Regions from separate parts of the Homo sapiens genome. Here region 2 is linked to region 1. A link is a loop called in an ENCODE intact Hi-C map of the cell type or tissue named here. Cell type or tissue: K562. All regions are shown on one strand.

Region 1 (5,000 bases):
ATTGCACTCTAGCCTGGACGACAGAGTGAGACTCCGTCTCAAAAAAGAAACAAACAAACAAAAAACGAAAAACAAAACAAAACCTATTGTTTCACTACTCTTACTATAAAGCCTATTTGGATGTAGTAAATACTAAGGCAAAGGCCTATATTACCAAAGATGGTCTGGGAGCTATTTATGGCAGCGGACCCAAACCCTGCAGCCTATGGGCAAAGCGGCTGAAGCTCGCTGAAGAGGGCCTGCTATTCCGGGCTCTCCTGCTCTTTTGCAGTTATGGCTGGAGGCTGGCCCGGTGCCAGGCTGGCTCCATGGGGTGGGCTGTCTGGCAGGGAGGCCTGATGTTTGTATTAGCACAGAAGCTATCCCAGTCCACCCTTGATGAAGCTGTGGCGGGGCCTACCTGCTCCTTCCGTAAAGTGCTCAGTAACAGAGTTGGAGTGGGGGTGGGAGGCTCGGTATTTGTCCCAAGCTTCCCTCCTCCTGAGATCCGGAGTTTCACAAGTGAATCTTGAGCAACTGCCCATGGTCTCTTGGCATTGAGCCCAGGGAAAACAAGGTTCTTTCTTTTCTTCCAGGAGCTCGAGGCTAATGGAGTCAAAGCAGCTGTGGTCAGTGAACAGAAAAGGCAGCCTCTGATGAGGCTTGGGGGCTGGGGAGGGAAGATTCCAAACAGCAAAGGAGTTTGAGCCTCTGTAGGGCCTGGCGGTCCTAGTGGGGGAACGGCCTTTCCTGGGGCCCCCCGCACAGCCAGGAGCAGCTGTCGTCAAGGTGGACTGTGTCCCAGCCCCTCCAGCTCAGCCTTTTCATCTGTTCAAGCTGGTGCTCGGGAGTGCACAGGATGCCTTTCAGAAGAATTCTAAATCCCGGGGGCCTGTGATGCCACAGTCACATGTCTGAGCCCAAAACAAGAGAACCACTTGTGTTTTTGCCACTCTTCTTACCAGCGATGCCCATATTTGTGCATATAATTTTTTTTTTTTTGAGACGCAGTCTCACTCTGTCGCCTGGGCTGGAGTGCAGTAGTGTGATCTCGGCTCACTGCAAGCTCCGCCTCCCGGGTTCATGCCATTCTCCTGCCTCAGCCTCCCAAGTAGCTGGGACTACAGGCACCCGCCACCACGCCCAGCTAATTTTTTGTATTTTTAGTAGAGACGGGGTTTCACCGTGTTAGCCAGGATGGTGTCGATCTCCTGACCTCGTGATCCGCCGGCCTCGGCCTCCCAAAGTGCTGGGATTACAGGCGCAAGCCACCGCGCCCGACCCATATATGTATTTTTTGTGGGGTGGGGGAAATACTGATTCTGAGATGTGTGCTGCCTGGAATCCCATGGCCACCGTGACCAGGGTTGTAGGGGGCCCAGGGGCCCAGGGTCTTTGATGTCAGCCGCATCTCCTGGCCAGCATTGACCCAGGGGTCCCACGTCAGCTGGTTTAGTGGGGGCCGCTCCCTGGGGTCGAGGCTGAGGAATTGTTTTACTAGTGTTTCCAGTGGAAACGAAGAAATAGGTGGAGAGTCATACTGTCACATAGCCTGAGGCGGGAAGGGACCACGGGTGGGGCTGGATGTTCTTTCAGCCTCCCTGGCAGAGATCACTGACAGAGTGGTCAGCTTGGCCAAGCTTCTGCGGTGGATGGCTCTGATGTAGGGGAGGGAGGCAATCCCCAGAGCAGGAATGGGTTCCCAGGGGCCCCTATCCTTGCAGGGGAGGCGCTGGCCATCCTCCCCTCAGAGCCTTCTTCACTGCAGCCCGTAGGGGGGCGAGTGACCTGGAGGATCCGTGCCCCAGGGGCAAACCTCTGGGCTCTGGCTTCAGCCCCACCCGGGAAAACATTCACAGCTCCTCCGGAGAAGCGCCCTGCTGCAGGAAGACTCTAGGGCAGGGCCCAGCTGCGAGGCTACTGGCCTGTTGGTGACAGTACCCCAGGCTTCAAACTCTCTGGGCCTGTTGGCAATTCCCTTCCCTGGGTACAACAGATTCCCACCCGGCCCGCCCTTCTGCTCGCCCCACGGGGAAGTGGCCCAGGAGTGGAGGCGTGGACAGGCATCCCGATGGCTCAGAGTCGGGGTCAGCCTGGACAGCACGGCCTCTGGGGGTCAGACGGGGAGCGAGGGGAAGGTGCCAGGCTCCAGGACAGCCCTTGACAGGCGGTCTGACGGCCTCGGGTCTCCTCTTTTCTGGCCTCGGGGACGGGGCCAGGCGGCGGTGAGCCGCGGGGGGCGGGGCTTTAATGGCCATCGGCCCCACCCAGCCTGCGCTGGGAAGCGGAGACAGGGACGCCCCTGCTCCAGCAGAGCCTGACCCCTGCGGGCTGCCGGGGCCGCCTCCCTCTAGGCGCTGCTGCGCCCACACGGACAGGCGCCCTCTGCGGGTCCCGCGGCTCCCGGCCCCATTCAGCGCCTCCAGATGCCTCACCCGAGCCCTCTCCGCTGGGTCCCCGGGGCCTCAAAGCGCCGACCAAGCCGGGGAGTCACTCCCCTGAGCCACCCGATCTTCCCATGGATCCTTTGGATCCCTGGGTTTTGGAGTTTGTCCTTCCTAAGTGCCGCCTGCCTGGACGCGACTGCCCCAGGACCACAGCTGACCCAGTGCGGCTGCGTCCCCTGCGGGCCACCATCAAGGGCACAGGCATCAGGTCCCCCAAGACTCAGTGACCCGCCCTGCCCGGGGCTGACCCTCAGGGTGGGGAAAGGCCACTAACTCTGGTCCTCTCCCCTTCCTCAAGGCTCCTTCCTCACCTGGGGTGAAGGGCTGCCAGTCCCAGCACCTCAGGGGCCTTCCTGTTTCATTTATACCAACAAATAATCATTCAGTGTGCTGGGACAGAGAAGACAGACACGCTGGCCCCCGGGTGGGCGAGAGAGACTGGTCTGTAAGTGCAGAAAACTCCCAATAGGGACGGGCTAGGAAGGAAACACCAGGAAAAGTGAGGGTGGAAGATGGGGGTGACCCTACTGCAGATGAGATGCTCAGGGAGGGCTTCTCTAGGAGAAGGTGCCATTAACTAGATTGACAAAACGGAAGGGCAGGGCCTGTGAAAGTCTTCTAAGAGAGGGACTGGCAGTGCCCAGGGGGCTGTCGTAGGGATGGAAATAGGACAGCAAGATGGGTGTGGGGAGTGTGAGCCTGGCAGACAGGACCCAGGCTCTATGTGATGGGTGCAGGGGGGGGACCCACGGAGGCCCTGAGAAAGCCCTGGGCCTCAGAAGACAGGGAAACAAGAGGACCCACTTAGAGGCCCTCACAACCTTTGCACAGACAGTGTAAAACGGCTCAGGCCAGAATGTGGTTTAGGTTTCAGAAGGGTGCTGTGTCCCCCACCCTCTTCTTGAGGCTAAAGGGCTCCAACTCCTTAGGCGATTACCACATGGTTCTGGGGCCCCACAGACAGCCTTCTGATGGTTTTTGTCTGTGGCCAGGCAGGGGGCAGGGGGTGACTGCCCCTTCCTTGGCCAAGGGGACAGATAAAGGGAGCCTCTGGGGGCAGGATTGCTGGACTAGGAATCAGACTTGGAGCGTAATCCAAATGCCCCACTGGCCCTGCCTCTTCTCTGGAGCTCAACTTCTTCAAGAAAACTGGGGACAAGAGATGGCAAGACCAGCTCTCAGGACCCTTGCCCCTCCACCCTGTGACACTTTTAGACTGTTCTCAGGGGCCACCTTTTTCAGGAAGAATTCTCGGGTTACAGGAAAGTAAAGGGAGGAGCTGTGTTTTGAGTGGCACTTCGCTCAGGCTCTAGGCTAGGTGTTGGTTTGGTGGGGCTTGCTTTTCCACCTGCCCCAGCCCGCTTCACAAAACCTGAGTCCTGGCTAGGGCCAAGAGTGAGATTCCTGTTTCTAGATTTTCATCATTCTGTGTTGCACAAAACAAGGTCTGGTGGGGGGTGGGGGGTGGGTAAGGAGACAGATATTAGCAAGTATATAATAAAGAAAATTGGCAGGGCATGGTGGCTCATGCCTGTAATCCCAGCACTTTGGGAGGCAGAGGCGGGCAGATCACCCGGTTCACCATGGCCAACATAGTGAAACCCTTTCTCTACCAAAAATACAAAAATTAGCCAGGTGTGGTGGTGCTTGCCTGTAGTCCCAGCTACTTAGGAGGCTGAGGCAAGAGAATGGCTTGAGCCTGGGAGCTGGAGGTTGCAGTGAGCTGATAATGCACGACTGCACTCCAACCTGGGGGACTGAATGAGACTCCATCTCAAAAAAAAAAAAAAAAAGAAAAAAAGAAAGGCCGGGCACAATGGCTCACGCTTGTAATCCCAGCACTTTGGGAGGCCGAGGCGGGCGGATCATGAGGTCAGGAGATCGAGACCATCTTGGCTAACACGGTGAAACCCCGTCTCTACTAAAAAAAAAAAAAAAGATAATTTAGCCAGAGAAAACCTAGAAGAGGAATCAGGATGGGAGGATTAGGAATGGCAGAGGAAGGTGGGGATGGGGGTGGGACAAATAGAAAGGAGGTGGGGGAGGGGGCCAGGGAAATAAAATCCAAGAGATCAGCGGGGATCAGAAGCCACAGCCTTAGTGGGGACCTCAGGAGAGCAGCAACCTGCATCTATCTTGGAAAGGTGGAGAGAGAACTGCAGTGACCTCATTGGGGAGGAAGGGGGAGGTGGCAGGGCAGAGGAAGCAGGGGACAAACAGGAGGAAGAGATGGTGCCCTGGGTCAGGTGGCCGCCACTGCTACCATCAATGGAAGTGGAAAACTCTTTGCCTTCTCCTTACACCTGTCACCATGACACGACACCCCCATGCTTTCTGCCCACCGCCCCCACCTTCTTTAGTAAAGGTGCTGGCAACTAAGGAGCAGAGTCTGATTTGAAGTTGCCGAGGAAACCATCATGGGCAGCTGTGAAACCATCAGGCTTGCCCAGCAGGGAGCTCAGGTTCCCCAAATTGGATGAGCAAATCAGTTTCTGCAGGCCTTGCTGTCCAGGCAAATAAGATGAGGGCAGGGCCATGTGGTTGAGGTGGGTCTGAAACAGGACTCCCAAGGGC
Region 2 (5,000 bases), 110 kb before region 1:
TTACTCTAGACCCAGTGCTTCTTATACTGTCAATGGTGAAGGACCAGTTTTGGGGTTTTTTGTTTTTTAAATTTCTAATCTCTTATAGGCTAATACTTTTGTAAAATATTTTGATCATGTATCTGGATGTTGTGACAATGTCAAATTATTATAAAAGTCTCTAAATCCTTACTCTCAGTGTCTGTGCTTATCACAGACTAGCATTCACCACACTTTGAGTATCTTTAGACTAGCATCCAGGGAGCAGAATGTATTACATGTTGCGCCCTGTAGATAAAGTAGAGAACTGTATAGCATAATGAGCTCAGGAGGAGGAAGCAGAGAGAATTCCACGAGGGCTCCAGGCATTGGGAAAAGCTTCGTGGAGATGCTGAGACTTGAAGATGTTAAGGCATGATGGAGTAGAACTCGGAAAGGAAAGGGCACTGGAACATTCCCAGCATGTGGAGAAACTAGAATATGTGTAGTGTGACAGGGGAAACCCCGGGGTACTGACTGTTTAAAACAAGTGGTTTGTATTGAGTAGAGACAGGAAGCCAAGCACAGTTTTTTTGTTTGTTTGTTTGTTTTTTGTTGTTGTTGTTTTTTTGAGATGGAGTCCCACCCCAGGCTGGAGTGCAATGGCGTCGTCTCGGCTCACTGCAACCCCCTACCTTCCTGGTTCAAGTGATTCTCCTACCTCAGCCTCCTGAGTAGCTGGGATTACAGGCACAGGCCACCACACCCGGCTAATTTTTATATTTTTAGTAGAGACAGGGTTTCATCATGTTGGCAAGGCTGGTCTCAAACTCCTGACCTCGTGATCCGCCCACCTCGGCCTCCCAAAGTGCTGGGATTACAGATGTGAGCCACTGCGCCTGGCCCCTACCAAGCACAGGTTTTACTATGTTCATTTCTGTTCATAATTTTTTTTCACGTTTCAAGACTATTTCCATTACTTTAAGGGCCTTTTCCTCTTTTCCTCCTTTAATGAACTTTTGAGTACCTAGAAAAAAATTAATATTTTGATCTCTGTTTTGTCATTTGCATCTTAGCAACACCCATTTGTTGCATAACACTGTATTCTTTTTTTGTTGTTAGAGACAGGGTCTTAACTGTTGCCCAGGCTGGAGAGCAGTGGCGCCATCTCAGCTCATTGCAACCTCTGCCTCTTGGGCTCAGGTGATCCTTCTACTGCAGCCTCCTGAGTAGCTGGGACTACAGGCACGTGCCACCAGCCTGGCTAATTTTTTTTTTTTTTTTTTTTTTTTTTTTTTTTTTTTTTTTTAGAGACAGGGTCTTGCTATGTTGCCCAGGCTAGTCTCAGACTCCTGGGCTTAAGTGATCCACCTGCCTTTGCCTTCCAAATTGCTGGGATTAGAGGCGTGAGCCACTGCACCTGGCCTAGCATGATATTTATTGATCAACTATGGCTCTAATAGTTGATTTAAGATCACCTAGTAATTTCATTTATTTATTCAATAAATGTTTACTGAGAGCTTTCTAACAGTCTGACTTCTGGGTAGATTTTCTATTTGTCCATCAGATAGCAACCCTCTCAAGGCCTGTTCTCATTTCTCTGTAGGTAATAAGAAATTCCTTCTTTTATCCTCACTCTTCTCCCTTTCTCCTGACCCCAGATCTCCTGAGCAGTGTTCAACTATTCTTTTCACTCAGAGAAAGTGTCTTCCTAGCTTATTATCAAATAAGAAAAAGCTGAGTGTAATGTCCCAAATGTACCTAACTCTGAAATATTTATGTGTTCAGAAACACAGTCACTTTTGAAAAATACTTTTCTGAAAACCTAGTAGTTAGGTTAAATAAGTTTACGTTGGTTTTAAAGATACTTGTATTTTGGGAAGTTTCCACACAGAGCTGTTGCCAAATAGGCCCTCTCTTGTGTTTAAATAGGTCTTCTACTTGACTCTCCCATTTTCTTCTAGTGTTTCACTTTTTAAAATCTCATTGTGTTGGTTGTATTTTTCAGTCAAGTCCTAATTCGAAGCAGAGTCCTCAGGGAAAATGGAAAATACATTCCCAAACAGGTACTCATTTATCTTTTATTAAAAAGCTCCACGATTCACTGTTGGGCAGTAGATATCTGAATGTTTTATAAGGGGGCTCTGGGGAAAGCTAAAGGTTGGCAACTTAGTAATTAAGCTGTGGCCTGGTGGTGTTTGCTCTCATGGTGACCTCACCCTTCTTAGGAAATTGTTTTTAAATGTGACTCAGCTAAAGTGTCAGGTCGCCTGCCAAGTAGGCTGACAGCTCTGAGCGGAACAGCATATCCTAAAGGCCTTCTGACTAAGCCACTGGGGAGTAATTTAACAGTTTGCTGTGTCATAGTTCTTAGACTTAAAACACTTTTTTTTTTTTTTACTAGTCTTTCTTGACACGAAAATATTATTTCAACAACCCAGAGGATGGATTTTTCAAAAAAACTAAACGGAAGGTAGTGCCACCTTCTCCTATGACTGGTATGTTTGTTCCCTTCACTCATCTTTAAGGAAGATTTTTAACATGGGTATTTGAGTGGGGTGGGGTAGGCAGGGAGGGTGTCATTTTATTTAAATGTTAAATTGCAAAAGATAGTAATCTTAGACCTTAGAAATCATCTGATACAGGGATCTATGGAAGTGGAATTCTCTTTTTCAGTTAGATTTTCTGAGAACCCCAATGTATAAAGTGGATTAAAAAAAATAGTTCTCAGCTGATGGAGTGGGGAGGCCAGAGCTATTGTCCCTGGGTCTCTCCTTATTGCTGTTCTCAGGACCCAGGATTCTAGGGAGCACAGTTGGTAAAGCATTCCAGCCTGGCTGTCACCCAGTGCCTGGATCCCCTTCCAATAGATGGCTGCCCAGCTTCTGCCTAAATGAGGAAGAGTGCAGTACTTCCAAGATGTGCCATTTTGTTGACTTTGTTGTTAGACGTGATTGTTTGGTCTACCCTACAGTTTTGGCTCTAACATTTTCTACTTCCACTGATACCAGTCATGTGAAAAATATAGCATGTTAAAAGTAAAACAGGCCAGGTGTGGTGGCTCACGCCTATAATCCTTGCATTTTGGGAGGCTGAGTCAGGTGGATTGATTGCCTGAGGTCAGGAGTTCAAACCAGCCTGGTTTACATGATGAAACCCCGTCTCTACTAAAAATACAAAAATTAGCCTAGCGTGGTGGTGGGTGCCTGTAGTCCCAGCTACCCCGGAGGCTGAGGCAGGAAATTGCTTGAACCTGGGAGGTGGAGGTTGCAGTGAGCTGAGGTCACGTCACTGCACTCCAGCCTGGGCGACAGAGCAAGACTCCATCTCCGAAAAATAAAAATAAAAATAACTAAAAGTAAAACAAAGTAATTTGTTGTTCTGTGTTGACTCCTCTCATTTTAGTACTATTCACTTCTTTAGGTGAGATAACCAGCTATTTTAAACCCATACGGAAGGTATTATAATTAATTTTTTTTGAGAGTGACTAAGGTTGTATGGAGTTAATTTTTTAACAAATTTTTAAGAAAATTTACAAGAAACAAAAGACCATTAAATATATGAAAAGTTACTTGACCTCACTAATAATCCATGGAATATCAATTAAAACAAGATATCTTTTTTTTTTTTTTTTTTTTTCTTCAGAAAGGAGTCTCGCTCTCTCACCCAGGCTGGAGTGCAGTGGTGCGATCTCGGCTCACTGCAGGCTCCGCCTCCCGGGTTCACGCGATTCTCCTGCCTCAGCCTCCAGAGTAGCTGAGATTACAGGCACCTGCCACCATGCCCGGCTAATTTTTTGTATTTTTAATAGAGACGGGGTTTCATTGTGTTAGCCAGGATGGTCTCCATCTCCTGACCTCGTGATCCGCCCGCCTTGGCCTCCCAAAGTGCTGGGATTACAGGTGTGAGCCACCGTGCCTGGCCAAGATATCTCTTTTTTTTTTTTTTAGCCCAGTAAGCTGTCAAAAGATTGAAAAGATTGTCAGGATCCACTATTGTCAAGGTCGAGGAAGTTAGGCTCCCTCACCATTGGCGGGAGTGGCAAGAGGTGGGGCCTTGCTGACAGTCTGACAATATCTATCAATTTTAAATGTACAAATCCTTGGACCTAGAAATTCTAAGAAATTCTCTTACGGAAACACATAAACATGCAGATGTATGTGCAAGATAATTGTCGGCAGCATCATTTATCGTTTATTGGCAAAAACAATGGAAACAATCGATAGGTCTACTCAAAAGTGATTGGTGTGACCACACCATGGAATCCTATGCAGACATTAAAAATATTGAGACTGGGTACGGTGGCTGACGCCTGTAATCCCAGCACTTTGGGAGACCGAGGCAGGCAGATCACTTGAGGTCAGTCACGAGTTCAAGACCAGCCTGGCCGACATGGTGAAACCCCGTCTCTACTGAAAATACAAAAATTAGCTGGGCATTGTAGTGTGTGCCTGTAATCCCAGCTACTTAGGAGGCTGAGGCAAGAGAATCACTTGAACCTGGGAGGCGGAGGTTGCAGTGAGCTGAGATCATGCCACTGCACTCCAGCCTGGGCGATAGAGTGAGACTCCATCTCAAAAAAAAAAAAAAAAAAAAACGCTGGGTGCGGTGGCTCCCGCCTGTAATCCCAGCACTTTGGGAGGCCGAAGCAGGCGGATCACGAGTTCAGGAGATCAAGACCATCCTGGCTGACACGGTGAAACCCCGTCTCTACTAAAAATACAAAAAATTAGCCAGGCGTGGTGGCAGGCACCTGTAGTCCCATCTACTCGGGAGGCTGAGGCAGGAGAATGGTGTGAACCTGGGAGGCGGAGCTTGCAGTGAGCTGAGATCGCACCACTGCACTCCAGCCTGGGCGACAGAGCGGGACTCCGTCTCAAAAAAAAACAGTTTACAGAAAATCAGGAGAAAGTCCCTGGCAACAGAGGTAAAACTTAGTGGTTTCTTGTTTGTGCTTTTGTCTTAGATCCTACTATGTTGACAGACATGATGAAAGGGAATGTAACAAATGTCCTCCCTATGATTCTTATTGGTGGATGGAT

What was found. Peaks named below come from ENCODE experiments on the same cell type or tissue, not always from the same donor. Only the 100,000 strongest peaks of a DNase experiment are listed, where the experiment ranks them.
Region 2: it touches region 1 in a loop (5-fold over the local background); 1 of 110 quality-filtered maps calls a loop at or near these places.

What each region holds. Positions count from the first base shown.
Region 1 is chr3:9,860,112-9,865,111 of GRCh38, reverse strand. No RefSeq gene overlaps it. Among named protein-coding and RNA genes, the nearest start is that of CIDEC, 18 kb to the left of the region's middle. RefSeq lists silencers at 733-1,027, 2,133-2,427. In K562, a CTCF peak has its summit at 2,337 (motif pointing left); a DNase peak (open chromatin) is centred at 2,281; H3K4me3 peaks cover 874 bases.
Region 2 is chr3:9,974,413-9,979,412 of GRCh38, reverse strand. It overlaps EMC3 (ER membrane protein complex subunit 3), which reads left to right. Exons shown (of 8, transcript NM_001394674.1): 2 at 1,967-2,024; 3 at 2,363-2,456; 4 at 4,925-5,000. Among named protein-coding and RNA genes, the nearest start is that of EMC3, 9.9 kb to the left of the region's middle. RefSeq lists an enhancer at 1,785-2,984. In K562, no CTCF peak of the experiment used is centred here; DNase peaks (open chromatin) are centred at 242, 2,242 and 2,463; H3K4me3 peaks cover 694 bases.